Linked DNA regions of Homo sapiens: region 2 is linked to region 1. The links are chromatin loops, found by intact Hi-C in ENCODE. Cell type or tissue: natural killer cell. All regions are shown on one strand. Each heading gives the region's core, and the rest is flanking DNA. Links, peaks and the distances in the headings are about the cores only. Region 1 overlaps ATP1B4 (ATPase Na+/K+ transporting family member beta 4). Region 2 has its middle 6.3 kb from the start of LAMP2.

Region 1 (5,383 bases), core at 384-5,383:
GTTGTCAGACTGAAAGCTTACTATATTCTGCTTAAAACTTTTGGATCCCGCTGTCAACCCTTCTTCCCTTCTAGATTGCAACTGAAGAACTTTGTGAAGTAGTGTTTCCATTTATTTTTCCTTGCCCTTTGCCTCCATACATCGTATCCACTCTCCTTCCTCCCAACATATGCATATAAATACCCAAACCTCCATTTTCTGCCTGGAGAAAAGCACAGTGTAAATCATACTTCTGTATGGTTTGGTTAAATTACTTTATTATGTATGAATATTTTAAGAGGGAGGCAGTAAAGAAAATGACTCTAATGAAGAATTTAGACAGGGAGAAATATGTTGGGATCAGGGATCTGTTGCCTAGCAGACTTTAGGCTGAGGCAGCTTCCAAGGAAAGAAGGAAAGATTCCGAGGAAAGATTCCTGCTACAGCCTAGCCTCTGAGTTGAATAAAGGATTGGAAATATTTATGTCTTTAATTGCAATTGCCATTACATATTTGCTCTGGGAAACAGTTTGTGGCTAGATGTCCTTAAAGCCATTTAGCCAGACTTTCATCAAACATTTTCAAAGTTTCTCTTCTAATTTTGGTTCTGTCCCTCAGCCTGAAAGTTTCTCTTAGTGTTCCTCTCCTACACAAACAAACATAACAGTTTATACCAGGACTCAACCTTGATAAAGAAAGGCTGCTCTCACAAAGCAGTCTAACGAGAAACCAGAGCACAGAGACTACAAAGGAAAAAATGCCCAGAAATGAAACAACTTTTAGTTTTATCCTCCTGTGACTAAACCCTAAGAGTCAAAAAGAGGGGAGAGAGAAGAAAAACAATATTTAACTAACAGGTTGTCAATTGTCAAGTTTTCCACCCACATGGCTGCCCAATATTCCAGTGGGAAAATCAGTGATATGGTCTAGAAAGAGAAAATCATACATTTCTTTTTTATTTCAATTTATTGTTGTTGACAACTCCTCAAGACAATATAAATGTTTTTTTACATGTTGATCCCCAGAAAATAGGTGCCTAAAAAAAGTTACTTTAGGATAATGATTTCAGGGGAGTAGAAGGTGAAAAATCATAACCCAAAGTCCAGTATGGACAAAACCATGAAGACATTTGGAAGTAGTATTTCTCATTGACAAGCAAGTAAAACCAAGTGCATTGCAACAGATGGCATACAAATCAAATCCTGATGCAGCACGGTATGGGGAACTATTTAAATTAATCTACTAGAAGTCTATTGAACAGTTAGAACATAACTTTAATGAATATATTATCATATCCAGTTCTGTATAGTAAACCTACATTTTTCATGTCCTAGCTGACAACCCAAACTATCTTAGTACCCTTCAATATTGCTTTGCAATTGTGGACACAATGGATTCCATTGAAAGATAAATATTATTTGACAAATGATTCATAATTCCTTGTCTAATAGTCAATGCATTTAACAGGATAATGTATTATGTATAAAGTATAGCACCAGTAGTTGAATTCCTGTGAAATGTTAACTATTTTAACTCAAAATTTACATACGTTTCAAAATGTTTGGGATATCATTCATTGATTTTTAAGAAGATGGTACTTTCTGGTAAGCAGCAGCTCAGAGTAGAAAGAGCACTGGACCTGGAGTCAGATGCAATGCAAGTTGTTTTTTCTAAACACTCTCTAATATCCTTTCCAGATCTAACATTCTATTATCTTTTACTACTGAATCTTGAGAGTTTGATTGAGGTAATTTTCAAGTGGTTTAAAAGTTATTGTCTTTTTCATTTTGTTCCTTTTCTTTTTAAAGGTTAGTTTTGAAAATTGAATTTGTTAAGAAAATGGGTTGAGAGGAGGCAGTTTCATTGTATGTTTGTTTGTTTTTGTATTTTCCATTAACCTACTATAGAAGATCCTATATCTTCTAGAACTTGTTAGTAGTGGTTGGCCTCCCTTTACTGTGTCAATAAGACTTTGAAGGTGTCTGGGAAGGAGATTCCAAAGAGGAACAGCAATTCTTTCTGCCACAAGAGAAAAAACACTGTTAGGGACTAGATTGGTATAGTATGTTTACATGACTGGCTTCAGTTCCCAAGATTAAATAGCTTAAAATTTCTTAAGCGAGTTCCCTTAACCCAATGTTGCTTTTGTTCTCATCTTTCCTTCTCACCAACCCTACATGTGTTTACATCTCCACATCAATGTCTGACCAATAGAAAATCATGTCTAAAATGTTCAAAATTGATCTCTCCAAACCTGCTTCTCTCTTATATTCCCAGTCTTGATCAACAATGTCACCATCTTACCGGTTCTAGCCAAGCTCAAACCTTTGGAGTCATTCTCCAAACTCCTCCTTCCTTATTCCCCATTCCACAGTCTTGTCCTTCTCCAATCACCCTTCACATAGTGGTTGCCAAGTGCCCTTTCTAAATTGCAAGCCGGGTGCGGTGGCTCACGCCTGTAATCCCAGCACTGTGGGAGGCTGAGGCAGGCGGATCACTTGAGGTCAGGAGTTCGAGACCAGCCTGGCCAACATGGTGAAACCCTGTCTCCGCCAAAAATACAAAAGTTAGCTGGGCATGGTGGTGTGTGCCTGTAATCCCAGCTACTCAGGAGGCTGAGGCTGGAGAATCACTTGAATCCGGGAGGTGGAGGTTGCAGTGAGCCGAGATCACACCACTGCACTCCAGCCTGGGTGACAACAGCGAAACTCCATCTCAAAAATAAACAAATAAATAATAAAGTAAAATAAAATAAAACACAAATGTGATCACAGAGCCTCCCTGATTAAAATGCTTTAATTACTCATTTTCACCTATTGGATAAAACTCAAAGTCCTCTTTCCATCCCTGAATACCTCTCTAGCTGGATCTCTTGCCATCCCTGCCATTCCTCTGAGCCCTTTTCATTCCAGTTACATAAACTGCTCACAGTTACCCAGACACACCATGGTCTCTTCATGACTGTGGCTTTGCATGTGAAATTTCCTCTGCTACTTTCTTAGCTCAAGATATTTTTCCTCATATTCCCATAGCTTTCCACATACTAGTTTTTTAACTCTCATTAAACTATATCGTATAACTTCTCCACTTGCTTGTCTTCACTACCAGACAGTCAGTTCCCTGTTTTGGGAGAAAGGAAACATTGTAGAGGAGATTCAGACTTTGGATCCTCCTAGGTGGCATTTAAACTTGCTTCGGACCCTGAGACACTATACTATTCGCTGATGCTTGCTTTTTTTTTCTCCTTGTGCCAGCCTTCCCCCTGGTGGAGGTGTTAAGAAGCAGTTGAGTGATCAGGTGACCAAAGATAAGACAAAGTGACCTGGCTGATCCACATCCTGGATAAGAATCTGCCTCATGTCATTTTTAAAGTAAATGCTAAACTGGCTAATGGGCCTTGGCTTTTGCCTGGCCTGGCAAGGAACGTTCTGTCTTGTCATGTATTCATTGACAGATTATGATTTCAATTTCCAGAGCTGTAGCTGCTGGTCTATGTAACCACCCCTGATGGTCTCAAAAAACATCATGCTACTGTCAAACAAATAGCCCAAGAAGAATTAGCTGGTGGGAATCTTCTTCCATGTTGTCTCCTCTGCCTGAAGCTGAGAAAAACCTGTTTGCAGGAATGTTTGCCTTTAGACGATTACACCAGAGAGCAAGGAATCAAACACCAATCATATCCATATGCTAAGTGTTCTCCCCAGTTGCAGTGAGCCCCACCTCTTTAAAAAGTCACAAGGACGGTCTTCATCTCTATCCCAGAACAATATCCTGTTAGCACTGCTTTTTTCCCAGTTGAAAATAACCTAGTCTTTGAATAAGCACTTAGTTGTCTGTGGGAGGCAGAAGTTTCTTAGGCACCAGGATATAGAGGTCTTTAGGTATAGCGGTCTTGGTTGTCTAGGTTGGACCGAGTGGTGATTCCCAGGGAAGGACCTTGCCAGGCAGGTTTTTTTTTTCTTCAGAGACAGGATCTCACTCTGTCACCCAGGCTGGAATGCAGTGCAGCTCACTGCAGCCTTGACCTCCTGGGCTCAAGTGATCCTCCTGCCTTAATCTCCTGAATAGGTGGGACTACAGATGCATGCCACCACACCCGGCTTAGGCAGATTTTTTTTAAACATGTGTTAGGTTATTAGCCTGGTTGGGAGGAATCTGACCTCTAAAACCAACAGAATTTTAGAAAACATGATGAATTTATAATCATAATAGAAATTCTCCTTGATGGCTATTGCGTGGCTATTGTAAATTTTATCAGATACTATGTTTACGCTACAGGGAGATTACCAGCAGCAAGAACAGGCTTTAGTTTTAAGTGGAGGGAAAGGAAATTAATATACTCTGTTTGTCATCAGGAGACACTACCTTTAAAAAATCGAACAGCTCCCACAATGTCATTTTATACACATGTCATAGGCAAGGAAAGATGATCGGCTGTCTTAGATGTCCATCTGGCTGTGTCCTAATTGAAGAAAAAGAATTCAGGTGCTACCAGAGATACCATGAGATAAAACAGAAACAGAACTGGTAAGAATGGCCCCCTGAAGTTCTTAAGTTTCTATGTTCAGGGTAAAGATTACCCTGCCCACAAAACGATCATTGATGACATCATTTATGACGCCTTTGCCCTTCAGTTGGCACTGCACAGGCACTGCTTGGTTCTTCACCACGTCTGTAAAGTGCATTGCCACCAAGGGGGATGTGTAGTTAACCTGCAGGTAGAAGAAAAATGAATTCTAAGTGTGGGGAGGTGGTAGGAGGGAAGTGATCAGATAATCACTGCAGGATGACAACCCTCACAAAGAGAACTGAGTAAATCCCATGATGCCAATTTGCAAATGGCCAAAGCAACAGACATACTCTCCTTGCAGTGGGAAAGTGTGGGAAAATCATACATTTCTCTAACAAGTCACTGTCAGATATCTGATTGTCCTCTGGGAAAAACCAATTCTGATTCAGCATGATATGATTTTTCTGGAAATCAGACCATGAATTAAACCAAAACTAGTGTCTATCGAGTCCCTGTGTTGGGGACTCACCCCAGCGCTTCAAATGGGAGAAACAGAAGCGTGATTATTAGGGCATGTTTAAGCACATTGGTAGTAATTTATCTGCTCCTGACCCTGCCACTAACTTAGCTGTATGGTCTTGGGCAAGTCACTTTCTGTCTCTGAACCCCAATTTTCCCATTCGTAAACTTAAAAGGTTAAATTAGGCCATATATGAGATTCTTTCAGATATGGAAAGGAGTGTGGTTGTGATAAGAATTGGTAAAGGGAGCTCCTGGTTATGGCCAGCAGCTATTTACCCCTCTACTATCTCCTGCTCCCTAATTCTCATAGATCCCAGCCAGCTCTTCTTTTGTCACTGAGCCCTTTCTGACAGCAATGACTAAAGGGAATAC
Region 2 (5,383 bases), core at 106-5,105, 94 kb before region 1:
CTCTGGAGGCTGGAAGTCCAAGATCAAAGTGCCAGCACATCTAGTGTCTGGTGAGGGCACTCTTCTTGGTTTGTAGATGGCTGCTTTCTTGGCTTTATCCTCACATGTTGAAAAGAAAGAGGGCTATGGTCTCTTCCTCTTCTTATAAGGACACTAATCCCATCATGGGAGCTCACCCTCAGGAACTTGTCTAAACCTAATTACCTCCCAAATGTCCCACCTCCAAATACCATTACATTGAAGATTAGGACTTCAACATATGAATTTTGGGAAATCACATTCAGTCCACAGCACCACTTCACAAGATACCGGGAGCTGGGCAGTCCCAGAGTTTGTGTAGCAACTCAACAATATCATCAGTAATTTTATCTTTTTGTTTTGACATCCTCATTGCAATGGCAATGTCTCCTCTCATGGTTCCAAGATGGCTGCCACACCATCAAGCACCACATCCTAACTCTAGTAACTTAAGCAAGAGATTGATGGAGCTCTTTTCTATGATCATCTCTTTTTCAGAGAGGAAAAATCTTTCCCAGAAACTCCCTCAGAGTTCTCCTTATGTCTCATTAGCCAGAACTAAGTCACCTAGTCACCCCTATATCCATCACTAGCAAAAATTTGCATGCATGACCGGCTTAAAACAATTATGATTCACCTCTTGGGGAACACACTGTCACCTGTAACATAATCAAGGTTCTGTTACTAAGGAAGGAGGGGGAATAACTGGTAGGCAACAAGCCATGTCTGCCACAGATGTAATGTGAATGAAAACTTATGCAGCAGTAAGGAGGCCAGCCAAATTAGAGCAGAGAATGTGTAATGTGAAAAGATCGGCTCGGTAGGGAGGAACCAGACTGAAGCCCTTAAAAGCCAAGCAGAAGAATCTAGAGTTAATATAATAGGAGAGAGAGGGAGAGAGAGCTATCAAAAGATTTTAAATAGGAGCAGGATGTGGTAAAAGCATTATCTGAGGAAGATCACTGTGACATTGGTGTGTAAATGGATTGGAATCAAGGAGACCAGCTAGATAATAAAGGCCTGGCCTAAGGTGGGAATAGAGTGCTAAGGATGGAGTGAAGAAAAATAATAAAAGGAAAATCAACAGAAGTTGATGTGTGGCTAGTTTGGGGTATGGAGGAGCTGGATTAAAGGTAATGTCAAGATTTCTAATCTGGGTGACTGGGAGAATGGTGGGAACAAAAAAAATTGGGAGGGACACCTGGCTTGGAGAAAAAGAGAAATGCTGAGTTTGGTTTAGGATATATTAAATTGGAGGTGTCAGTGAGCAATCTGAGTCGATGTGTTCAATGGGCAGATAGGCTTTTCAGGGATTAGAAATAGCACTTGGTGCTAGAGACCTTTGCACAATAGTGTCATGGTTAGGAGCAGGGATACTGGGGCTGGACTGCCAGAATTTGAAATCTGGTTTGGCTGCACCATTTACTAGACATGTGACCATGGGCAAGTTACTTAATTTTTCTTTTCTTTTTTTTTGGAGACAGAGTCTCACTCTGTCGCTCAGGCTGGAGTGCAGTGGTACAATCTCAGCTCACTACAGCCTCTACCTCCTGGGTTCAAGCCATTCTCCTGCTTCAGCCTCCCAAGTAGCTGGAATTACAGGCATGCGCTACCCCGTCTGGCTAATTTTTGTACTTTTAGTAGAGACGGGGTTTCACCATGTTGGCCAGACTGGTCTTGAACTCCTAACCTCAGGTGATATACCCGCCTCGGCCTCCCAAAGTGCTGGGATTACGGGTGTGAGCCACCGCGCCCGGCCCCAACTAGTGTTTTAATTTCTAAGAAGCAACTTCCTGCTGTCAGCTATGTCCTATTTCCTCCAAATTGGGGGGAGGGGGAGAGATGTGTGTCATAATTTGTATGTGGAGAGGGAGATCAGATGCACGAAGGGGATGAAGTGACTTTCCTAAGGTCGCATAATAATCTGATGGCTGGCCGGGCGCTGTCCACACCTGTAATCCCACCACTTTGGGAGGCCAAGACAGGCAGATTACCTGAGGTCAGGAGTTCAAGACCAGCCTGGCCAACATGGCAAAACCCTGTCTCTACTAAAAATACAGAAAAAATTAGCCAGGCATGGTGGCACACGCCTGTAATCCCAGCTACTCGGGAGGCTGAGGCAGAAGAATCGCTTGAACCTGGGAGGCAGAGGTTGCAGTGAGCTGAGATCGCGTCGCTGCACTCCAGCCTGGGTGACAAGAGTGAAACTCCATCTCGAAAAATAAAAAATAAATAATAAATAATAATCTGATGGCTGAGTGGGTTCTAAAAATCTAGTTCAGCATCACAACTGCTGGCCAGATGAGCAATGCTTATCTTGTGGCACGTTTCCAGTTTTCAAAACAGTGACATAAGTCTAAATGGTTTATTAAAATTCTCTATCTCAAGTACCCAGGGACCCAAACACTGCGGAAGGCTGCAGGGTCCTCTGCCTAGGAAAACCAGAGACCTTTGTTCACTTGTTTATCTGCTGACCTTCCCTCCACTATTGTCCTGTGACCCTGCCAAATCCCCCTCTGCGAGAAACACCCAAGAATGATCAATAAAAAAAAAAAGAAAATAAAAATAAAGTAAAATAAAATAAAATAAAATAAAATAAAATTCTCTATAAAATAAAGTGGTGTTGTTCTATGATGCAATCCCTATACTAACCACATGGTGATGCTGCAGACAGATCTAGAGATTTGAGGAAAAGGTGTTTAAGAATATTTTTTATGTTTGTAAATTATAGTACAGCTACACAAAGATTATGCAGGCTTTTAAAAGAATGAGGTAAAGCTACAGATTTGTAAGAATAATCTTCAAAATATGCCACTAAGTGAGAAAAGTAAGTCACTAAACAATATCATATTTGTCTATTTTTTTAAAAAAGCATGTAAATATATATGCTGGTACATATATGATTTTTCTCTGCAGTGTAAAAAAAAAAAGACCAATAGCAGTTGTTACTTTGGGCAATGGGACTGGGGTCCAAAAGAGGGGAAATGGTGGCTTTTTGGATAACTTTTTTTTGGGAGGCGGGGCGGTTCAATGATTCTCCTGCCTCAGCCTCCCAAGTAGCTGGGATTACAGACAGGCATGTGCCACCACGCTTGGCTAATTTTTGTATTATTATTTATTATTATTATTATTATTGTATTATTAGTAGAGACGGGGTTGCACCATGTTGGTCAGGCTGGTCTCAAACTCCTGACCTCAGGTGATCTGCCGGACTCAGCCTCCTAAAGTGCTGGGATTACAGGCATAAGCCACCGCACCTGGCTCATAACATTTTAAATGATTTGATTTTTAATAATTTACATTAATTTAAAACTCATTATTACAAAAAAAATCCATTCGTTGTACAACTTTACTGCAGAAATTAATAAAAATCTCTTCTCCTTCATCTTTTGTTTTTGTTTTTGTTTTTTTTTTGAGACGCAGTCTTGCTCTGTCTCCCAGGCTGGAGTGCAATGGCACAATCTCGGCTCACTGCAACCTCTGCCTCCCGGGTTCAAGCAATTCTCCTGCCTCAGCCTCCTGAGTAGCTGGGATTACAGGCACCTGCCACCACGCCAGGCTAATTTTTGTATTTTTTTTTTTTTTTTAGTAGAGACAGGGTTTCGCCATGTTGGCCAGGCTGGTCTTGAACTCCTGACCTCAGGTGATCCACCCTCCTTGGCCTCCCAAAGTGCTAGGATTACAGGCATAAGCCACCATGCCCAGCCCTCCTTCATCTCTTAACCCCATTCCCCAGAGGACAGAGAGCCCCTGCTGAGAGTTTGAGATCTCATTACTCAGAATGTGGTCTCCAGACCAGCAGCATCAGATCACTAGGGAAGTTGCTAGAAATGCAGATTCTTGTGTCCTATCCCGGAGCTGTTGAACTTCACAGTGGGGCCTAGTAATCTGTGTTTTAATAAGCCCTCCAGTGGTTGTGATGCATAAACCATTTTGTTTTAGCAGATTGGATCAGATCTTTTGGCAGGGGAGGTTGAGAATACTACTGGCCAGGAGAACAAACAACTCAAAATGGCATGTTTCCATTTATCCAGAGAACTCTGGCTGAAGAGTTGGCAGCCCCTTGAGCCCACTGTGACCTCGCTGTGGGGTTGAGCGATGACCATACTGTCATCCAGACAGTAGATATTAAAGGTATTATCCAGAAAAAAGGGACATGCCAGAAGGAGAAAGGAAAAAGAGGGAGGGTAGGAGAAACTAAAAAAAGGATGAGTAGGGAAAGGAAAAATGGGGCAGATAAAAAGATAATGCAAATTTAAAAAGTAAAGATTTTTGGTGGCAAATAGATGACACCAATACCTCAGGGGCACTCATTTATTTATTTTTATTATTTATTATTATTATTTTTTGAGACAGGGTCCCACTTTGTCACCGAGGCTGGAGGGCAGTGGCGCGATCTTGGCTCACTGCAAACTTCGCCTCCCTGGTTCAAGCAATTTTTGAACCTCAGCCTCCCGAGTAGCTGGGTTTAAAGGCATGTGCCACCACACCCAGCTAATTTTTGTACTTTTTGCTAGAGATGGGGTTTCGCCATGTTGGCCAGGCTGGTCTTGAACTCCTGATCTCAAGTGATCCATCCCTCTTGGCCTCCCAAAGTGCTGGGATTACAGGCATGAGCCACCGTGCCCAGCCCATTTATTTAATAACTATTTATTATTCTTCCATTCTAAACTTCTGCACCTTTAAGTTCATTTCCTCTGCTCATCCCCACATTTCATTGTCTATCATTTACCAAATCTGATAGGGTCATCATTTCTTACACCATTCAGTATGTTGACATGTAGGGAAATGTTTGCCAATGATTTCCTGCTCTTTGGCCAAAAAGTCATGCACTCTCAAAGGTGCTGAAAAGAGTCTTAATCTACCTATGATGGTAGGGGACAGTGTGGGGGGACTGCTGAGGAGTTTGTGCACTGGGGTGGTATGAGGTATATTCAGGAGCGCACATAAAAGCACCCTAGATACAGCGGTACCAACAATCAAGTCAACCTTTGTGAAGCTTAGATCGGAGGGGATCTCACAGATTTCCTCAAACACTAACCCCAGTCTCACGTATACATCTGCATCTACCACCGAAAGCCAAGGAAAAGCTCCTTCAATCTGGGGCAGGGTAATGGGAGACTGTATAAGAAAAGGGATCTTTCTCACAGTGTTTTTTGGAGAAAACATTAAACATTTCTGAGTATGGAAGCTCAGTGCAAACAAAGACTTGAGAATTTTTAGCCTATTTATGCTGACAAAATACCCAGCATGTATCTACAACTTTCAAAACATTGTTGTGTCTCACGACGATGCCTGTCCCAGTCAAGGAGCCAGCATTTGTATTTGCCTGAGGAAAAGGTTGTGATGGGGGTGAGGGTGGATT

The links. A loop is a pair of places that touch in the nucleus more often than their neighbours do. Peaks named below come from ENCODE experiments on the same cell type or tissue, not always from the same donor. Only the 100,000 strongest peaks of a DNase experiment are listed, where the experiment ranks them.
Region 2: it touches region 1 in a loop (21-fold over the local background); 23 of 110 quality-filtered maps call a loop at or near these places.

The regions. Positions count from the first base shown.
Region 1 is chrX:120,378,781-120,384,163 of GRCh38, reverse strand. It overlaps ATP1B4 (ATPase Na+/K+ transporting family member beta 4), which reads right to left. Exons shown (of 8, transcript NM_001142447.3): 8 at 927-4,691. The coding sequence ends at 4,530. Among named protein-coding and RNA genes, the nearest start is that of ATP1B4, 19 kb to the right of the region's middle. In natural killer cell, for the core only: no CTCF peak of the experiment used is centred there; a DNase peak (open chromatin) is centred at 3,243.
Region 2 is chrX:120,472,924-120,478,306 of GRCh38, reverse strand. No RefSeq gene overlaps it. Among named protein-coding and RNA genes, the nearest start is that of LAMP2, 6.3 kb to the right of the region's middle. In natural killer cell, for the core only: a CTCF peak has its summit at 2,662; a DNase peak (open chromatin) is centred at 2,686.